Regions from separate parts of the Homo sapiens genome. Here regions 2 and 3 are each linked to region 1. A link is a loop called in an ENCODE intact Hi-C map of the cell type or tissue named here. Cell type or tissue: mammary epithelial cell. All regions are shown on one strand. Each heading gives the region's core, and the rest is flanking DNA. Links, peaks and the distances in the headings are about the cores only.

What was found. A loop is a pair of places that touch in the nucleus more often than their neighbours do. Peaks named below come from ENCODE experiments on the same cell type or tissue, not always from the same donor. Only the 100,000 strongest peaks of a DNase experiment are listed, where the experiment ranks them.
Region 2: a loop joins it to region 1, with 10 times the contacts of the local background. A loop is called at or near these places in 92 of 110 quality-filtered maps.
Region 3: a loop joins it to region 1, with 12 times the contacts of the local background. A loop is called at or near these places in 22 of 110 quality-filtered maps.

What each region holds. Positions count from the first base shown.
Region 1 is chr15:98,516,123-98,522,178 of GRCh38, forward strand. No RefSeq gene overlaps it. Among named protein-coding and RNA genes, the nearest start is that of LINC02351, 98 kb to the left of the region's middle. In mammary epithelial cell, for the core only: a CTCF peak has its summit at 3,156 (motif pointing right); a DNase peak (open chromatin) is centred at 3,159.
Region 2 is chr15:98,657,143-98,663,198 of GRCh38, forward strand. All of the region lies in intron 1 of IGF1R (insulin like growth factor 1 receptor), which reads left to right. Among named protein-coding and RNA genes, the nearest start is that of IRAIN, 9.4 kb to the left of the region's middle. RefSeq lists silencers at 2,018-2,312, 6,018-6,056 and an enhancer at 4,131-4,941. In mammary epithelial cell, for the core only: a CTCF peak has its summit at 2,258 (motif pointing left); a DNase peak (open chromatin) is centred at 2,269; H3K27ac peaks cover 346 bases.
Region 3 is chr15:98,901,014-98,907,069 of GRCh38, forward strand. The region is part of intron 5 of IGF1R (insulin like growth factor 1 receptor); the gene reads left to right. Among named protein-coding and RNA genes, the nearest start is that of PGPEP1L, 100 kb to the right of the region's middle. In mammary epithelial cell, for the core only: a CTCF peak has its summit at 3,664 (motif pointing left); DNase peaks (open chromatin) are centred at 2,528 and 3,648; H3K27ac peaks cover 2,173 bases.

The sequences.
Region 1 (6,056 bases), core at 2,191-4,690:
GACAGAGCAAGACTATGTCAAAAAAAAAAAAAAAAAAAAAAAAAGGCTGGGCGCGCGGTGGCTCACGCCTGTAATCCCAGGACTTCAGGAGTCAAGGCAGTTGGATCATTTGAGGTCAGGAGTTCAAGACCAGGTTGGTCAACATAGTGAAACCCCATCTCTACTACAAACACAAAAATTAGCCAGGCGGTTGTGCCACATGCCTGTAATCCCAGCTACTTGGGAGGCTAAGGCAGGAGAATCGCTTGAGACCAGAAGGTGGAGGTTACGGTGAGCCAAGATCGTGATGCTGCACCTCAAGTCTGGGCAACAGGGTGAGACTCTGTCTCAAAAAAAAAAAAAAGAAAGAAAGAAAAAGAAATGCACACGTTCTCTGGGCCCTACAGGCCCAGTCTAGGCTCCCTGTCAGCCCTGGGACAGAGAAGCTCAACTCTGAGCACTTGTTTGTTATATGAGACAGAAACCAGTGTCTCTAATACTGAGATTGTCCCAGAGACTTCTCTGAAGTGCCCACATCCAAAGCCCTCTTTGTGGTCATCAAATGAAAAAGGTCAATGTGCTCTGGTACCAAGTCTGTTTTGAAAACCAAGAAAGGTATAAGAAAATTACAAAAGAACACATTGGCTGAGCTGGGCAGCCAGGTTGCTTGTTAAAAGTTGATAGCGGCCAGGCGCAGTGGCTCACGCCTGTAATCCCAACACTTTGGGAGGCCGAGGCGGGTGGATCACCTGAGGTCAGCAGTTCAAGACCAGGCTGCCCAACAAGGCAAAATCCCGACTCTACTGAAAATACAAAAAAAAAAAAAAAAAAAAAAATTAGCCGGGCATGGTGGCCAGCGCCTGTAATCCCAGCTGCTCGGGAGGCTGAGGCAGAGGAATCGCTTGAACCTGGGAGGCGGAGGTTGCAGTGAGCCGAGATAGTGCCACTGAACTCCAGCCTGGGTGACAAGAGCAAAACTTTGTTTCAAATAAGTTGACAGCAGGCCTCCACAGTTTTAGAGAATGATTTCTTAACAAATCTTGCAACCTATAAATGTCTTGGTCTTTGGCGTCACTTTAATGAAGAGTCCCCAAGCTGGCCCTCCCGAAAGGTGGTGTGCAACATGGTTCATCCACAAGCCAGCTGTTACGGGCCATTAAGCCCAAAATTTACAAAGCACTGGATCAACACAGAAAGACAGTTGAGTACAGTGGTTCATGCCTGTAATCCCAGCACTTTGGGAGACCTCAGTGATCACTTGAGCCCAAGGCTTTGAAAGCAACTTGGGCAACATAGTGAGACCCCATCTTTACAGATAATAAAATATTAGCTGGGCGTGGTGGCACATGCCTGTAGTACCAGCTACTTGGGAGGCTGAGGTGGGAGGATCGCTTGAGCCTGAGAGGTAGAGGCTGCAGTGGGCTGTGATCACACCACTTTACTCCAGGCTGGGCAACAGAGAGAGACCCTGCCTCAAAAAAAAAAAAAAGAAAGAAAAAGGAAAAGGAAAAGGAAAAGGAAAAGGTGCTTGTTATAAACCACATTATATTCAGAGAGTAATCTCACCCATGTTTTTTTTTTTTTTTTTGAGAGGGAGTCTCACTCTGTCGCCCAGGCTGGAGTGCAATGGTGCTATCTTGGCTCACTGCAGGCTCCGCCTCCCATCACCCATGTTTTAAGAAATGCAAAAATACAAAAGTCAAAAGCAAACACATCAAAATGCTCACAGCAGTTAACTATGGATGATTTTATTTTCTCCATCCTTTGTAACAGTTCCTAAATATTAAACGACGAGCATGTACTAGAAAAATTGATAAGTATTAATATTATTGTATCTTAAATGTGATAGGACAATTTCAAGACTGGAAAAGAGTTAATTATCAAAAGGAAATATTTTTAGGAGGACCAAAGTGAAATGACATGATGTATGTTCAAACCACTTCCTTATCTTTCTTTTTGTTTCGAAAAACTTCTCTGCATTCAAAAAGAAAAGTTAAACCTTCTTTTCTTCTTTAAGCAATGAGGAGGTCCAATATTACTCCAAATTAGACTATTTCAACATCCCGAGTGGCAGGAGACGGCTCCCATTTCTTTCTTTCTTTCTTTTTTTTTTTTTTTTTTTTGAGATAGAGTCTCTGTCTGTCGCCCAGGCTGGAGCGCAGTGGCGAGATCTCAGCTCATGGCAATCTCCACCTCCCATGTTCAAGCGATTCCCCTGCCTCAGCCTCCTGAGTAGCTGGGATTACAGGCACATGCCACCACACCCAGCTAATGTTTTGTATTTTTAGTAGAGCCGGGGTTTCACCATGTTGGCCAGGATGGTCTGGATCTCCTGACCTCGTGATCCACCCGCCTCAGCCTCCTAAAGTGCTGGGATTACAGGTGTGAGCCACCGCGCCCGGCCTCCCATTTCTTATTAACTACAAAAATAGTAAAATAGTAGGAAATCAAATGATTGTTTTCATGAAACTTTCTTTTTCTTTTTTTTTTTGAGACAGAGTTTCACTCTTGTTGCCCAGACTGGAGTGCAGTGGTGTGATCTCGGCTCACTGCAGCCTCCGCCTCCTGGGTTCCAGCAATTCTCCTGCCTCAGCCTCCAAAGTAGCTGGCATTACAGGCACCCACCACCACACCCGGCTAAATTTTTTTTTTTTTTAATTTTTAGTAAAGATGGGGTTTCACCATGTTGGCCAGGCTGGTCTCGAACTCCTGGCCTCAGGTGATCCGCCCGCCTCTGCCTCCCAAAATGCTGGGATTACAGGCGTGAGCCGCCGCACCCAGCCAAAACTTCCTTTTTTTAGAAAGGGAAAAAGGAAATAGGTATAAAGTCATTTCGCATTCCTATCACATTAAAACAACTTAATTTTAGTAGCTGTCTTATGCTGTCACTAATAACACTAAAATTCTTCACTCACTGAGTATTCTACATATTGGGGCGGGGTGAAAGTAATGTAATCCATAAATATGTGTGAAATACATGCAGATGATTGAAACTCCATCCTAAAGTACTTCAGGGCTAACTCTTGTAATTCTCCCCACTTCCGAGATGACCTAGCACCCCCACACTCCATGCAACTCTGCCCCTCACCACGCTGGCTCGCTAAGACAGCCGCTAGCCTTGACCGAGCTTTTAAAAGTCTTTTTGGCTTAATAGCCACTAGGGGGCGCTAGAAGCGTGTGAGGAAAGCGACCTCCATCTGCAGATCAAAAACGTGGAGGGTTTTGATCACAGATGAGCGCTGGATTCTTCAGGGAATGACTGCGAGCTAGCATCTCCAAAATCTCAAGGAAGCCACACAATAAACTGTACAAGTCATTGTTTTCATTAACTCAGGAACAACTTCAGTGCAGAGAAATAAAACCCTGTCTTTCTCAACCAACTTTGCCCACCAGATAACAATACCTGCTGTGAGTGAAATTGTATCCGTATAAAACAAGAAAACTTTGTCTCTTTCAACAGATCAGACTCAAATCTGAAAGAAAGGTAGCTGACATAGGTATTGACTAAAACTTACATATTCTTTTTACTTACTGCAGGGAGGGAAATAAAGATCTTAAAAGTAACACAATTTTAATATTTCACCCACAATCCTACTGTCCTAACAAATGGTTTTCATTTCTCTCTGTTACTTTTCAGTCCCTACTCAAAATGCATAGAATTGCATCAGTGCCAAAAATCAAAATTGATATAACTTCATTCCACATCACAAAGTTTTGGAACTGAATCAAACCTCGGAGATTGAAGACCAACCAATCCCCTCATTTACAAATGGGGAAACCGAGGTAGCTGGGCATAGCACACAGTATCTCACTTAATTCTCATAACAACACTATAAGATATGTGCTGTTATTGTCCCCAGTCTAGAGATGACAATACCGAGACCAGAGAGGTTAAGACACTTGCTCAAGGTCACACAGCTAGTAAGTTAGTGGTAGACATTCATACAGGCTTTCTGGCTCACTGCCTGGCAACTCTGGACGGACACTCTGGACTCCAGAATCCCAATGCAGGATTCATTCTGCCTCTGAGGGTGCACTTATTCTAATACTCACTCCAGAATGGTTTTTTTTTTAATCTATTATATTCTTTCAATAACATTCTACTCTGTAAATTAGATTTTACAGAGCTCTTCGCCAAGGAAGATCACGTATACCTTCTCCCCAGTGGGAAGACAGAAAACCTCAGCTGGGGCCCCAGCTCCTTCCCTAAGTGAGGCATGGTAAGCCAGAGCTGCTTCCTGTTGTGCGTCAGGATCATCTTCCAACACATCTACTGGATACATGCCTGCTGGGGTGAAAGAGGCAAGAAAGGACATTAGTTTTACTCTTTTGTGAAAGGAAAGTCACTTATTCCTTGAGGAGTTTTTTAAAAAGTGAACACTTGGGCCAGGCACAGTGGCTCACGCCTGTAATCCCAGCACACTGGGAGGTGGAGGCGGGAGGATCACGAGGTCCGGAGATCGAGACCATCCTGGCTAACATGGTGAAACCCCGTCTCTACTAAAAAATATACAAAAAATTAGCCGGGCTTTGTGGCGGGTGCCTGTAGTCCCAGCTACTCAGGAGGCTGAGGCAGGAGAATGGTGTGAACCCGGGAGGCGGAGCTTGCAGTGAGCCGAGATTGCGCCACTGCACTCCAGACTGGGCAACAGAGCGAGACTTCGTCCCCAAAAAAAAAAAAAAAAAAGTGAACACTTGCTCTAAAAATTATGTTCACCTATTTTTTTTTCTTTTTTTTAGAGACAGGGTCTGGCTATGTTGCCCAGGCTGGACTTGAACTCCTGGGCTCAAGTCATCCTCTGAAGTAGCTGGGACTATAGGCACATTGCACCTTGCCTGGCTCACCTATTTTTTTTAAAAATTAAAACAAACAAACAAACAAAAAGCAGCCCAGCAGAGGGTACCAAAGAAAATAGAAAACATTCCTGATGGCAGGGTTGGCCCCAACCCCAAGGAGATGAAGCGTGAGCCCTCTTAAGATGGCTGTAGAGTCAGCCTAGAGACCATGCAGACATGCTGGTACCCTGAGCATGAGACTAACGGGATAGAACTTGATGACTTGGTCAAAATCCAGCTTGAGTTATTATTTTGCTAGCTTACATTGGCCGTGCAGGTTCATAAGATTATGCCAATTCTTCTGCTTTAATTGGGCTAGTCTTTGTAAGACTCTGTAAGAACACTGCTAGTATGAATTATAAAACTACATGTCCACACACAGACGGGCTATCGTACATATTAATGTGCTGGTTATTCGTCAACTCTTCCTCTGCAGCTCTTTCCTCTCACCTTACTTTTGAAGGTAAATTATATCCTTGAATACTCAGATGATGGTTTTGTGTGTGTGACAGGTCTCATTCTGTCGCCCAGGCTGGAGTACAGTGGTGCGATCTTGGCTCACTGCAACCTCGGCCTCCGGGTTTCAAGCAATTCTTGTCCCGTAGCCTCCCAAGTAGCTGGGACGACAGACACGCACCACCATGCCTGGTTAGTTTTTGTATTTTTAGTAGAGCCAGGGTTTAACCATGTTGGCCAGGCTGGTCTTGAACTCCTGACCTCAAGTGATCCACCTGCCTCAGCCTCCCAAAGTGCTGGGATTACAGGCATGAGCCACCACACCCAGCCAGCTAAAACAAATAGATAGCATCCAACTTCAGCTGAGAAGCAGCAGTCTGTTTCCCACTCTGCAGAGACCAAAGATTCTGGCTGGCATGTCCCCAAGTGGGGAGGGGGCTGTATCCCCAATCTGTGGACCCCACCTCAGCCTCCAATTCACCTCTGAGCATCCCATAGGGGAAGGAGGCTGCCACAGCAACTGCCTCCTCCTCCTCCTCCTCCTCACCCCCGCCCCCCCAAGATAAGCCTGGACGTAAACACCTACTTGGTGCCCCTTGTGGAACAGCAGCTTCCCCTGCTTGTTTCGGAAGCACCATTCCCCCTGCCAATCACTATTCTGGAATCAAAGACTGCAATAAGTGGCAAAAAGTGTCAAGTCTTCAGTCCACCAAGTTTGCCTAGGAAGAATTTCACTGCTGGGAATAGCTCCTGGAGGGAAAGGCTCCTAACTTTGGGAGGATGTC
Region 2 (6,056 bases), core at 1,254-3,753, 140 kb after region 1:
AATGAGACATCACCAATTTAAGTCAGCCAAAGTTTAGTCAATAGAACTTTAAAGAACAGAAGTCTAATGGTAATTAGGGAGAGATGAATTTATTTGTAGGAGTTTTCCCCAAATTCAAAGCGTCTTAGTGACCTTTGATAACTTCCTGGAAAAAGTAGGAAGCATGGAGAGAAATTCCAGGTAGGAGCCCATGATCCAATTGACTGCATCAGCTTACAAAGTGTTTTCTAAGTCATTAGCTATTAATTCTGTCTAGATTGTAAAATCCCTCTCAGTTGTGTCCACATTTATCTGTGTTGTCCTGTATTTATTCTCTTTACCTAATTTCCCTGAGTCTCATTTTAGTGGGATAATACACAAGCTTACAGACTCAGGACTTTAAAGAGAAGCACAGATTGCCACGAAAACAAATGAACACAGAGACCAGTAGCAGCAGAGGGAGATCTGCTGTGAGGCTTCCCTTAGTTCTGTTGTCTGATTTCTGTGGATAATGAGTTCACTGCATATGTTAGGTCACAACATGATATCGTGTAGTCGTAGGTACAGAACTTTTGTTATGGTAGCCTTTCTTCGTCAGGTGATACAATTGGGATTTTCTTTCTCACATGCACCTCAGTAAAATTTTCAGCAACAGAGATTGGCTCAGGATGGAATTTGTTCAGTTTCAGTTCTGCAGCCTGTCCTTTTCTGGGGAGACTCATTAATTGAATGTTGCCTTTCGATCTCACTGAGTCACTTGAAATCGCTCAGATTGACCCCTATTCCGGGATCCAGCCTGGTCCAGTGCAGACCTGCATTGACTCTGACTACATGCTGAGTTGGCCTCTGAACCAGTTCCTGTACCATTCCCTTAGTCTGATGGACTTGCCAGCTCCAAATACTCAGAACGTGCCTCTTGTGGTCCTAGGATCAAGTCCAGGGTCCTTAGAATCAAGTAATGAAACAGGTCCTTAGTAATCCTGTGCTGTAGGGATCCACTGTTAGTTCCTGGTACTCCCCAGCATCTGTGCATTAGCTTGATGGAAAGGAAGCTGTGTTATGCCTGTCTTCAAGTTTTTGCTTCTGCTGTTTCCATAGCTGAGAATGTTTTTCCTCTTCACTACTCTGCTACTTCTCCTTCCATCCTCAATACTGAATAGCAGAAAGTGCCGCTTAAGAACACAGGAAGGTCACCATAGCTTTAGTTTCTCCTTAGCTGCCAATTAGTTCTTTGGTCCTAAAGTTATTAACTTTTCTGAGTCTTGATAGAAATGCGGAGACTTAAAAATATTTGGGGGAGACATTTCTCCTTTTCTCACTAAACAACAGAATGAAAACCTTTTCTAACAGGTTTAGAAAACCAAAGTCAGAAAAATTGTGAGGAAATAGAATAGGTTTTTTAAATTGAAATAATTTCCAAGTTCCAGGTGGATCTGTAAAATAGGGACAAGATCATAACTTTCAAAAGGCAGCACGCTAAGTCAGGTGATTCCTTTCCCCCATATGCCTTTTCTGTGGTTTGAATAGGTCAGAGATGCCATCTTTACATTTCCAAGTCAAATTCCTCTTCCTTCTTGAAGGTTTTTGGGATTTCCCTAACTTGTATAGATCTACTTTCCCATTACTCCTTTTGAGTTCATAACCCACGGTTTTGCTGGTTGACAGTGATTTGTCTTGTTCCTTGCTTGTAATTTTATTAGGACCATGGAGCCAAAGTGGCTGGTTTGAATCTCAGCTCTTCAGTAGCTAAGCTCTCAGGCAAATAATTTAATCTTCTTGTGCCTCAGTTTCCTCATCTGTGAAATTATAATTTTAATAGAATCTACTTTAAACATTCATAGAAATCAAATTCGTACACATGTCAAGTGCCTAGAATAGAACCTGGCACCTGGTATTAAGCCCTTGGACTTCAACTGCTACTGTTCTTAGGGTTGTGACATCCTCGAACAGAGATGTTCTTTGGATAGAAATATAAGGCTTACTTGATGTTTGATTGTCCTTGCCATTTAAATATGTTATAGAACCTGGCACATAGGTGCTCAATAAATGTATAATAAAACTTTATTTTGCTAAGGTGTTTATTAACAAGATGGCATGTTGCTTATTAAACAGTTGTGATTTTTTTTTTCAGTAAACGATGGTCATCCCCCTGCAGTTTGCCTTCCATTTCAGAGATCTGTTTATTACACTTTCTCCCTTAATATTGTCATTTGTCAATTTCTGCTCACACCTGAGAGGTGTCCAGTGTGCACTTTGCCCATCTCGCCTATGCATAGGCTCCATCTAGTGGCCAGAAGGGAAATTCAGCATATTAGGTGACTGAATTAATAGTGCCCCAAGGAGGAAGATAGCGATCCCAACCCACTCTCTGGCTTGCTTCCTGGGGACTGATTGCAAGAAAATGTGGATACTACAGACTTCTGTAGAAATCACTGGGCTACAGTTTTGGATTAAGGTTACTCTACTGTGTCAGTGCGAGCTGTCCTGAGAGAATTAGGGTCTTCCTAAGTGATGCAGACAGGCGCACTGCAACTCCATGGCAGAGCTGTTAACACCTAGTGTGTCTTTTACAGTTAGAGTTTTAAGATAATTTTACAGGACTTTAATAAATTTAAAGCTCCAAAATATTTGAGATTAGAGATTAAAAAAACACTACTGATTTCATTTGGAAAAATACAGCAAGATTTACCTTCCATTGCTCTATTTAAACAGGTAGTAACACTTTCATTCTCTTCTCTCTCCCCTTTGGCTATTCTATGTGGTTAAGATGCTCGCCAGCCAGAAATACTCACAGAGAATAAGAATAAATACATCCAGTGTTGTGTTAGGTCCCACACCGTCTATATTTCGCTAGCTAATTTTATGTATTTTGTTTCATGTTTTATTGATATTTTCAGAATCTTTCTTGCTGAGATTACACAAAATATATAGCTGGTTATTCAGTTTTACGTGTCAAAAGCCTTAAACCTGTTTCCCCATGATTGCCTTTTATTATTTTTAATTCGGAAATCTTTGTTTGGCTGTCTGAGAGAGAACTTCAGCCTCCCTTCCTCCCAGACATTTTGAACAGTTCAGGCTGTACTCATTCGTGTCTCTTTGTCTTGGCAGGTGGAAGCCCCTCTGCTTGGAATAGCAAACAATACTACCAGCTTGCCCTCTGGCAAGCTCCTTTAAGAGTTAGCTGTAATTTCACCCTCTCTCTGGCCTTGATTCTGCATGCAGAATGATTGCACTGACTTGAGCTCCTGTGGTCTCTTGCTATACCTCCTATTTGGGCATCTCCCCCATATTGCTTTCCCCCACCATTGGGGAGGGGAATGGTACCTTGGTTATCTTTGAATTCCCAGGAGGTGGCCCAGTGCCTGGTGCATAGGAGGAGCTGAAGAAACGGAAGACTTCTTAAAGGGATACTCGCCATTCACTTTGAAGCACTTCTTTGTACAACAAATTTATTTTCATCTGATCATTGCACCTCTGCTAGCCAAAACATTTTATCACACCAGTTACTGCTGCATGGAACTTGAAAGCAATAAAATTATCTTTAAAATCATTGTTTGATTAGGCTTTTTGCACATTGAGGTGAATAAAAAAAATTAGAACTCCTGGAAGGGTAATTTGTGAGTCTGGCCTTGTGTCAAGATCACCTCATCCCTGTGGATGGAGACTTTGTTCCATAAGTTCCCTATAGATAAGATGTAATGAATAATTCATTGGCACCGATTTATGTCTGTAGTGTGCTTTTAAACCCTCTTGGAGCTGGGTTCCTGAGGAGGAAGCATCTGCAGGCTGGACTCGGCTGCCTGGTGGTCTCCGGAGTGGCCTGGTGCAGAGGGCCAGGGTGGCATCTCAGAAAGTTGGGTGGGTAGGGTACTTGCACACCTGCTGACCTTGAGTTACAGGGTGGACCTAGGTCATTTCACAGGCCCTTCCAGCCTTCAGATCTCAAGATACTAGGCAGAGAGAGAGATGGAGATTTGAGGGAGATGTGGTTGGAACAAGCAGAATCACCACGTATGGAAGTTGGCTTCTATTTTTTGCATTGTTTTCTTGGTGAGGCCAGTAAGCTTTTGCCTCACTCCTGGGAGGGACAGTAGCAAGGTCTTACAGGTCTCTCTATCATTGAAGCACCCTCTCCAACCCTGCCGGTTTTGGTTGCTGGTGAAGGCCTTTGACAGTGTCCTGGTAGGGCGACGGTGAGGCCAGCTCCCGACCTCTGGACAGAAGAAAGCTTACTTGTCTAGGTTGGTGTCAAGGGGACTCCTGAACTTAATGAACACCTTAGAAATTATCCTTAAAGTCTCCTCTTCCGAGGAGTGGGGTGGGATATTTCTTGCAGAAAATGTAAACATAATCATTTGAAGCTGGAATGTTAATATTCAAGAGTAGCTTGTAAAAAAGCATCTTGTGAAATTCTCATGTGAATGCTGAACCGGCTGGATGTGAACTTAGCTGGACAGCCTGGCCTGTCTTTGCTCTGCTCTTCTCCGTGCGGTTTGCATATGTGCAGGGCTTCCTTTGAAGCCTTGTCCCCTCAAACAATTCACTGTCTCCCTCTCTCCCACGCATGGAGGCATGTTGGAAAGGGAGCTCCAGGCCTCAGTGTCTCTGCCTGTGATTGGAATAACACTGCTCTAGCAGGGATGCCAATGAGAATTAGCAATAGATAATGTATCCAAGCTGCCCAGCAAACCTGGCAAATAGAAAGCATCCAATAAATGGATGCTTTTCTCTTTTTTTCTCCTCCTCATGGTGGGTGGCCCTGGTGGGCTCTCTCTGGGGCCTCCAGTCCTCCTTCCCCACAACACTGGGGAATTGCTGCCAGTTGAATAGGGCCCTTTTTTTTTTTTTTTTTTTTTTTTTTGAGACAGTCTTGCTCTGTTGCCCAGGCTGGAGTGCAGTGGTGCAATCTCCGCTCACTGCAACCTCTGCCTTACTGCAACCTCTTCCTCCCAGGTTCAAACAATTCTTGTGGATCAGCTTCCCAAGAAGCTGGGATTACAGGCGTGTGCCACCACGCCTGGCTAATTTTTTTTTTTTCTAGTAGAGACGGGGTTTAGGCATGTTGGTCAGGCTGGTCTCAAACTCCTGGCCTCAAGCAATCCACCGACCTCGGCCTCCCATAGTGCTGGGATTACAGATGTGAGCCACTGTGGCTGGCCAAGGAGGGTCTTTTTTTGCACATCTACAGTGAAAGGTTTGAACCCGGACGTCTGAGTCTCAGGTCAGTTGTTGAAACCACTAAGTAACCACCTTGCTTCTCTGTGCCTGAAGAGAATGGGTTTTTAGGTTAACCAGGCTGACTGGTTCAAGGTCATGTCCCTATCTGTGGAAGGGGAGTGGGAGTGGAAGGTGAGTGGTGACAGAGTATGGAACCCTGTTTCTGATATCTAGATTATTTGAGGGCCTCCAGTGGTCTCTGCTCCATGGAAAGCATATGAAAGAATATGATTTTTTTTTTTTACTCGAGCTTGTTGTCTAGTTGGGAAAACTCAACTACTGGTGGAGAGTAACAGATGCTATGAGTTTAGTGCTAAGTTATGGGATGCTGACCGGAGAGAAGTATGTGGGCTGCAGGCAGTGGGGTCACGGAACTGCAGAATGGCTTGAGAAGCTTTAAGGAGGATGTCTGACTTTAGTGTGCCCTAAATATTTGACTCTCAAGATCCAAGGAGGCAGCTCCCCAGGAGAGGAAGGGACCATGTGTGGTGTGGGTGGCAGTGTGCACTGATGGAGTGGAGAGGGTGTCAGAATCCGGTGTTTGTGTGGTGGGAAGGAATTGACTGCTGGCTAGAGAATGAGGAGCGCTGAAACCTTTGCACCATTGCAGTGGACCCGCTGAGAAGGGTGTTCTGGGGAGGCTGCTCTGGTCTCTCGATGGAGTCAGGATTGGGGGACAGATAGACACCCCGGTGTGAGCCAGTGATGGTATAGATGAGGGAGGCAGTGAGGACAGGCTCAGGGAGGGAAGTCTTGTCTCTAGACCTGAGACCAGGAAGCAGGAATGGACTGGACAGGTTGGCCCAGCTGAGGGAGGTGACTGGTGAGATGGGTCCTCGGTGTGAGGGGCTGGGTTGCCA
Region 3 (6,056 bases), core at 2,428-4,927, 390 kb after region 1:
TACCTTTTCATGGAGTGTTAACTAAGTATTGTGCACTTAAATGTAGTTAGAAATTAAAGCCTGATTTTTATTTGCAAGAATATTTATGATGTCTTTCTCATTATCTGAAACTTGCATAAAACCTGAAGCATCAGCAAAATCTTTTTAAGGTTGCGTGCTCAGGTGTTTGGGAGGCTTTCCAGGTAAGCCCGGGCCCCTGGCCTGCTCTTACCATTTTAGATGCAGGGGAGGGCAAGTGGGCCTTGGGTTTTCCCTGCTGCTGCTGCTCCCCAGTAGTCCTGCAGCTCCAAGGATGCTGGCTCCAGCCTTTCATTCCTGCGTGCAGCTTCTAAGAGGCTCTTTCTTGAGCTTGGGCTCTTAAGAATCTTTTACCTCCCGATGGGAAGTTTTCTCTCACCCTGTCTTCCTGGCCCATGACCACAAAGGTATAGCCCATCCTCACGATGATGAGCTCCCCAAGAGCTCTGTTTGCTTCAGGTGTTGAGACCGCTAGCAACACCTCAGCTGTTCATTTCTCCTTAGACTCAGGGACAGAGTTAGGTCTGGCCCCTTCACTAGCTGCCCTCACTTCTGCAAGAAGGGAAGAGTCAGAGCGAGAAAGAGAAGGACAGGATACGATAGTCAGATAAACATCAGCAGTGCAAAGCAGAACTCGCACAGTGATACAAGGGAAAGAAAGAAATGTGCCCTAGGCATGGAGAAGAGCCAGATACCTGAGAAGATCAGACAGGCTTCTGACAAGAGGTGGCATTTGAGATGGGCCTTGAAGGCTTTCGGGAAAAACTTGAGGAAAGCAGAGGATTGAAGTGAAGAAAGGCAATTCAAGGTAGGGTGGCAGGAGCAAAGGCAACGAGTTGGGGCATCCTGGGGCCTGTTGGGCAACTAACACTGGAGAGGTGGGTGGTACTAGAGTTATGTAAGATGTTTTGCACGCAGGTATAAAGGGTTATAATTTAGGAAGACCATGGAACGTATTCAAGGCTTTTGAATAGAGGAGTGTTAGCAGAGCTGTCTGAAATTTTTATTTCGGTGTGCTTTTGGTTTAAGCCAAGATAGCTTTCATCCCAGTGTTTCTCAAACTTTGCTACACATTATGGAATCATTGGGGGTGGGGGCAGGGGTGGAGTTGAGAAATCCTGATGTCCAAGTTGCACCCCCACCCCAATTCAATAGGAGCGTTTGGGGTTAGGATCCAGGAATCAGTGCTTGTCTAAAGATCCCTAGGCACTTCAGCAGGCAGCAAAGATTGGAAACCACTGCTTTATCCCTTCATTTCTTCCCATGTGCATATCACAAAGCACTTTGACGGTTTTTTTTCCTAAATATTTTCCCCTCACACTGCTGCCTAATGTTTTAGAGGTTCACCCATGTTGTTAACACGTGTCACACTATTTTCTTGAACTTTTTTTTTTTTTTTTTTTTGAGATGGAATCTTGCTGTGTCGCCCAGGCTGGAGTGTAGTGGCGCTGTCTCGGCTCACTGCACCCTCTGCCTCCTGGGTTCAAGCGATTCTCCTGCCTCAGCCTCCTGAATAGCTGGGATTACTGGCACGCACCACCACGCCCGGCTTATTTTTGCTTTTAGTAGAGACGGACTTTCACCGTGTTGTTCAGGCTGGTCTCAAACTCCTGACCTTGTGATCCGCCCGCCTCAGCCTCCCAATGTGCTGGGATTACAGGCTTGAGCCACCACGCCCGGCCTTCTTGAACTTCTTTTATAGCCAGTGATAACATAAATGTTTCCATTTGGTTCAATAGGATGAAAGTTCTGTTCTGTAGCCTTTTGTTTTTGATGGAGAACAGAACAATTCAAGGTACAGAGATCCTTCAACTCTGACAACCTTGGCTTTCCAAAATGTCACTGAGATCCCCCTCAAAAAGTCTCCTGAGCCATCCAGAACAGAAAATTCAAGCATTTTACATAGAGTAGAGCTCTTATTCCTCACTCAGAGCCTGTTGACTTTTATATCGCACTCGGCGTGAGCTGATTTTGTAACCCAGTTACAAAAGCCATAGCCATGGTTTCCTCAAGGACACCATAGGGTGTATTTCTAGAGTAATGACCTTAGACATTAAGAAAATCAAGACCGCTCTGCTGTTTACAAAGGAAACAGGTTTTGTAATCCACATGTACACAATTTTTATAAAATAGCTAATTTTTAAGCTCTTGAGTAAGAGAATATTTTCACTATCTGGAAAATCCCCTTGTTTGGACAACCTTGTTTCCTGATGGCATCAGATAAATAAGGAGTTAAAGTTTCACATTATTTGGTGCTACCAAGGATTGTTGCCTTGAAAAGAAGAAGGAAAAAGTAGATGGAGGGTGGTGAGTTAAAAGAATTGAAATTCGCGGATAGGCATTTCTATGCTTTTGTTCCTACCACTCGACTGTGCAACACGCAGTGCTTTGTAATACCTTCTTGGAGCTCAAAGGTCAGGCTGAAACATGGCCGCTTTTTCACATTTCCCTGGGACTTTTGGAAAATATACACCAACCCTGTGACCTAGCAATTCCGGGATCCACCCAAGAGAAATGAAAACATGCCCACACAAGACTTGTGTATGAATGCTGGTAGCAGTATTACTCATAATAGCCTCCCGGGATTCCCCCGACCCCCAGCCCAAAAGAAAGACCCACTGGAAACCATTCAGATGTTCATCAGCAGATGAGTGGATAGAAAGATAAATGGATAAATGAAATGTGGCACAAAGGACAACTGACTACTCAACAATAAAAAGACGTGAAGTATGACACGTGTTACAACATGGGTGAACCTCTAAAACATTAGGCTAAGTGAAAAGAAAAAATCCAGACACAAAAGACTACATATTATATGACTCATTCGTATGTAATTTGCAGAAAAGGCAAAACTATAGAGACAGAAAGCAGACCAGGGATGGCTGCAAGGAAGAGGTGGAGATTGACCACCAATGGGAATGAGGGAACTCTTGGATGATGGAAGTGTTCTGGAACTGAGTAGTGGTGATGGTTGGACAGTTGTGTAAATTTACGGAAGCTCATGGAATGATGGGTGAATTTTTTTTTTTTTTTTTTTTTGAGATGGAGTCTCACTCTGTCACCCAGGCTGCAGTGCAGTGGCGCTGTCTCGGATCACTGCAAGCTCCGCCTCCGGGTTCACACCATTCCCCTGCCTCAGCCTCCCGAGTAGCCGGGACTACAGGCGCTCACCACCACGCCCGACTAATTTTTTTGTATTTTTAGTAGAGACGGGGTTTCACCATGTTAGCCAGTATGGTCTCGATCATCTGACCTCGTGATCTGCCTGCCTCGGCCTCTGAAAGTGCTGGGATTACAGGTGTGAGCCACCGTGCCTGGCCTGATGGGTGAATATTTGATAGGCAGGTTATACTTCAGAAGTAAAGCTATTTTTAAGAAACACCTAAACAAAGAGGAAACATTGTCTGAATATCTGTATGGTGCCTGGTTCCACCTAGATAGACATATCCACCCTTGCTGAACCCCTAAGGTTGATGTAAATATTGGATTTGGGGGAGAGTGGACATGATATAAACCAGCCTGTTTGCAGATGGATTGGTGGGAGCATCTGCAGAAAGGCAAAAAAGGCCAAATACTCTTATCAGTTGCAGATGGCTCTGTTGCTGATGACAGCCTGTGTCCTGGGTTCTGATGCCCCCTAGAGACAGCCGTGAAGAGGCAATTTTCTCCTCGAAGGAAGGAACTGGAATGATTGGTTGTATAATTGCAGAATTGTTTTCAGTATGTCAGCAAGCACTGAAAATGGGGAAACTGTCCCTTCCTACCTCTGTAGGCTGGAGACCTCGGGTTCAGCTCCATTTATCAGGGCACAGGACCTTCCTGTTCTGAGACTTTGTTCCAGGGGACTTTCACACTTCAGAGAATAGCACATGTCATCCTGCACTTTTGTGGGGTGATTAAAAGCTCACGGTATCCTTTTATGTTTAGCCCATCCAATTCTTCCAACTGGCCTCAGCCAGAAAAGCAGGGAAGGCACCCCCAGTTTGCAGCTGAGAGACTCCAGCCTGGGAGAGCTGAATAAATCTTTTGCCCAGAGGGGTTCCTCAGTAAATGCTGGAGATGAGGCTCAGACCTGACCTTTGGATTCCCAGATGGAGTGCTCTGAACCGTGTACCTGGGGCTGTCTTCACCACTCAAATATCGATAGAGATAACATAGAGATGTCCTCAGGAAGATAACCAACTGTTCCCATCCTGTGTGGTCTACAGATTGGGAGATAGGGCCTACCCAAGTGTAGAAATAAACATTTTTTACAACATAGAGAAGGCTGAGAACCAGGATACCAATATCAATAAAATCTGGATATCATAGAGCACATGGAAGCTAAAGAAAAATAAGTAACTGGTCAGGTGTGGTGGCTCACACCTGTAATCCCAGCACTTTGGAAGACCATGGCAAGGCATTGCTTGAGCCCAGGAGTTTGAGACCAGCCAGGGCAACATAGTGAGATACCAGCTGTTAAAAAAAAAAAAGAAAAGAAAAATTAACCAAGCATGGTGGGGCATACCTATGGTCCCAGCTACTTGGGAGGCTGAGGTAGGAGGGTAGCTTGAGCCTGGGAAGTTGAGGCTGCAGTGCTCTGTCATTGCACCACTGCACCCCAACCTGGATTACAGAGTGAGACCCTGTCTCAAGGGGAAAAAAAAAAAAAAACCTAATTTTTAAAAGCATTCTTTGAATGTAAAGGCAGTAAGCTAAGAAACAATTAGGAAATCACATTTACTGAATAATTTACTTAAGTAATCTTTTTCTTCAGGAAACAATGATAACTTTAGCGTATGCATATTTTAAAGATGTGCAGACAGGTCTCTGCCTTTTACCTTCTCTTAATTCTCACCTAATCATGGAAGGAATTTAGCGGGGAGCCTTGCCCCAAGCTGTGGCTCGAAAAACAAGCATGGTATTGACAGGCAGCTCATGAATGGCTTGATTATTATTTTGACAAGGGTTTTATTTTTATTTTTCTTTAGCTTCCACAGGCTCCATAATGCCTGGGTTTTATTGATATTGGTATCCTGGCTCCCAGCCTCTTCAATGATTGTAAAAAATGTTTGTGTTTACTGTAAAAAGATAATCTTGCTTTTCAAAGTGATTAGTCAAATACACAGAATTTCAGTGTGCCTGCCATTCATTTGTCAAATTCCTGGTTTATAATTCATGCTTCCTCCCGTGGGGGAGAAGAATGTTTTGTTCAGAAGGTATTTTTGGTGTGGTTCCGTTCCCTGCTAGTGAAATTAGTTTATGAAAAGAGGCCTGGTTCTGGGTGTAGATGGAAGTTTGGCCTGATTAATTGGTCCTTACCGGCAGCCCAGAGGTTTCTTCATCAACAAGGAGATTTTGTCCTGTAACTAACTCAGGTACCTGGAAGCAGCCCGACATTTGGGGGTGCATCGCTGCAGTCTCCTTTGGAGCTGGAGAAACCTATGAGCAAGAATGGGCTTATGACACATCCATTTCCACTCCATCCCTCCTTCCGTTGTATGACTGCATGGAGCCCCTCTGACCTCCAGCAGTGTCACCTGCAGCCTGGTAGTGAGAAACAGCAGGTATGGATGGGGTCTACCCCCAGCAACAGTAGCGCCAGCTGGGCCATATCCTGGCACTGCTCCCCAGGAAACACACCTTGTGTTGCATTGACCAGATCTGGGATCATTTGGACAATGTCTTATGCTGCTTTTCCAGGATAGCTGTGTGTTCAGGAGGGAGCCCTTACTGAAAGGAAAGAACTGTTGACTTACAAGTTTTTGCTACCGGTTTGGTGGTCACTAATGTGTCCAGAGGCCTGAAGATGGGCGTGTGAGGAGCCTGACTTAGCTTCAGAGGCTCTGTCTTTCGACTCACTTGTGTGCTCACTGCACCCCTGTGCTGGCAGGACTCCAACCTCCACCCCCAGCACTTGTGTGGACAGAGAGCCCAGTGCTCAGGAAAGGGTTGGGCTTCAGGCTTGTGATGCAGATTCCGTGGTGGCTCTGTGACTCCTTCTGGTCGTTCTTAAAGTAGACAGGGAGCTTAGATGTCACCTGTGCATTCCCCTTGTT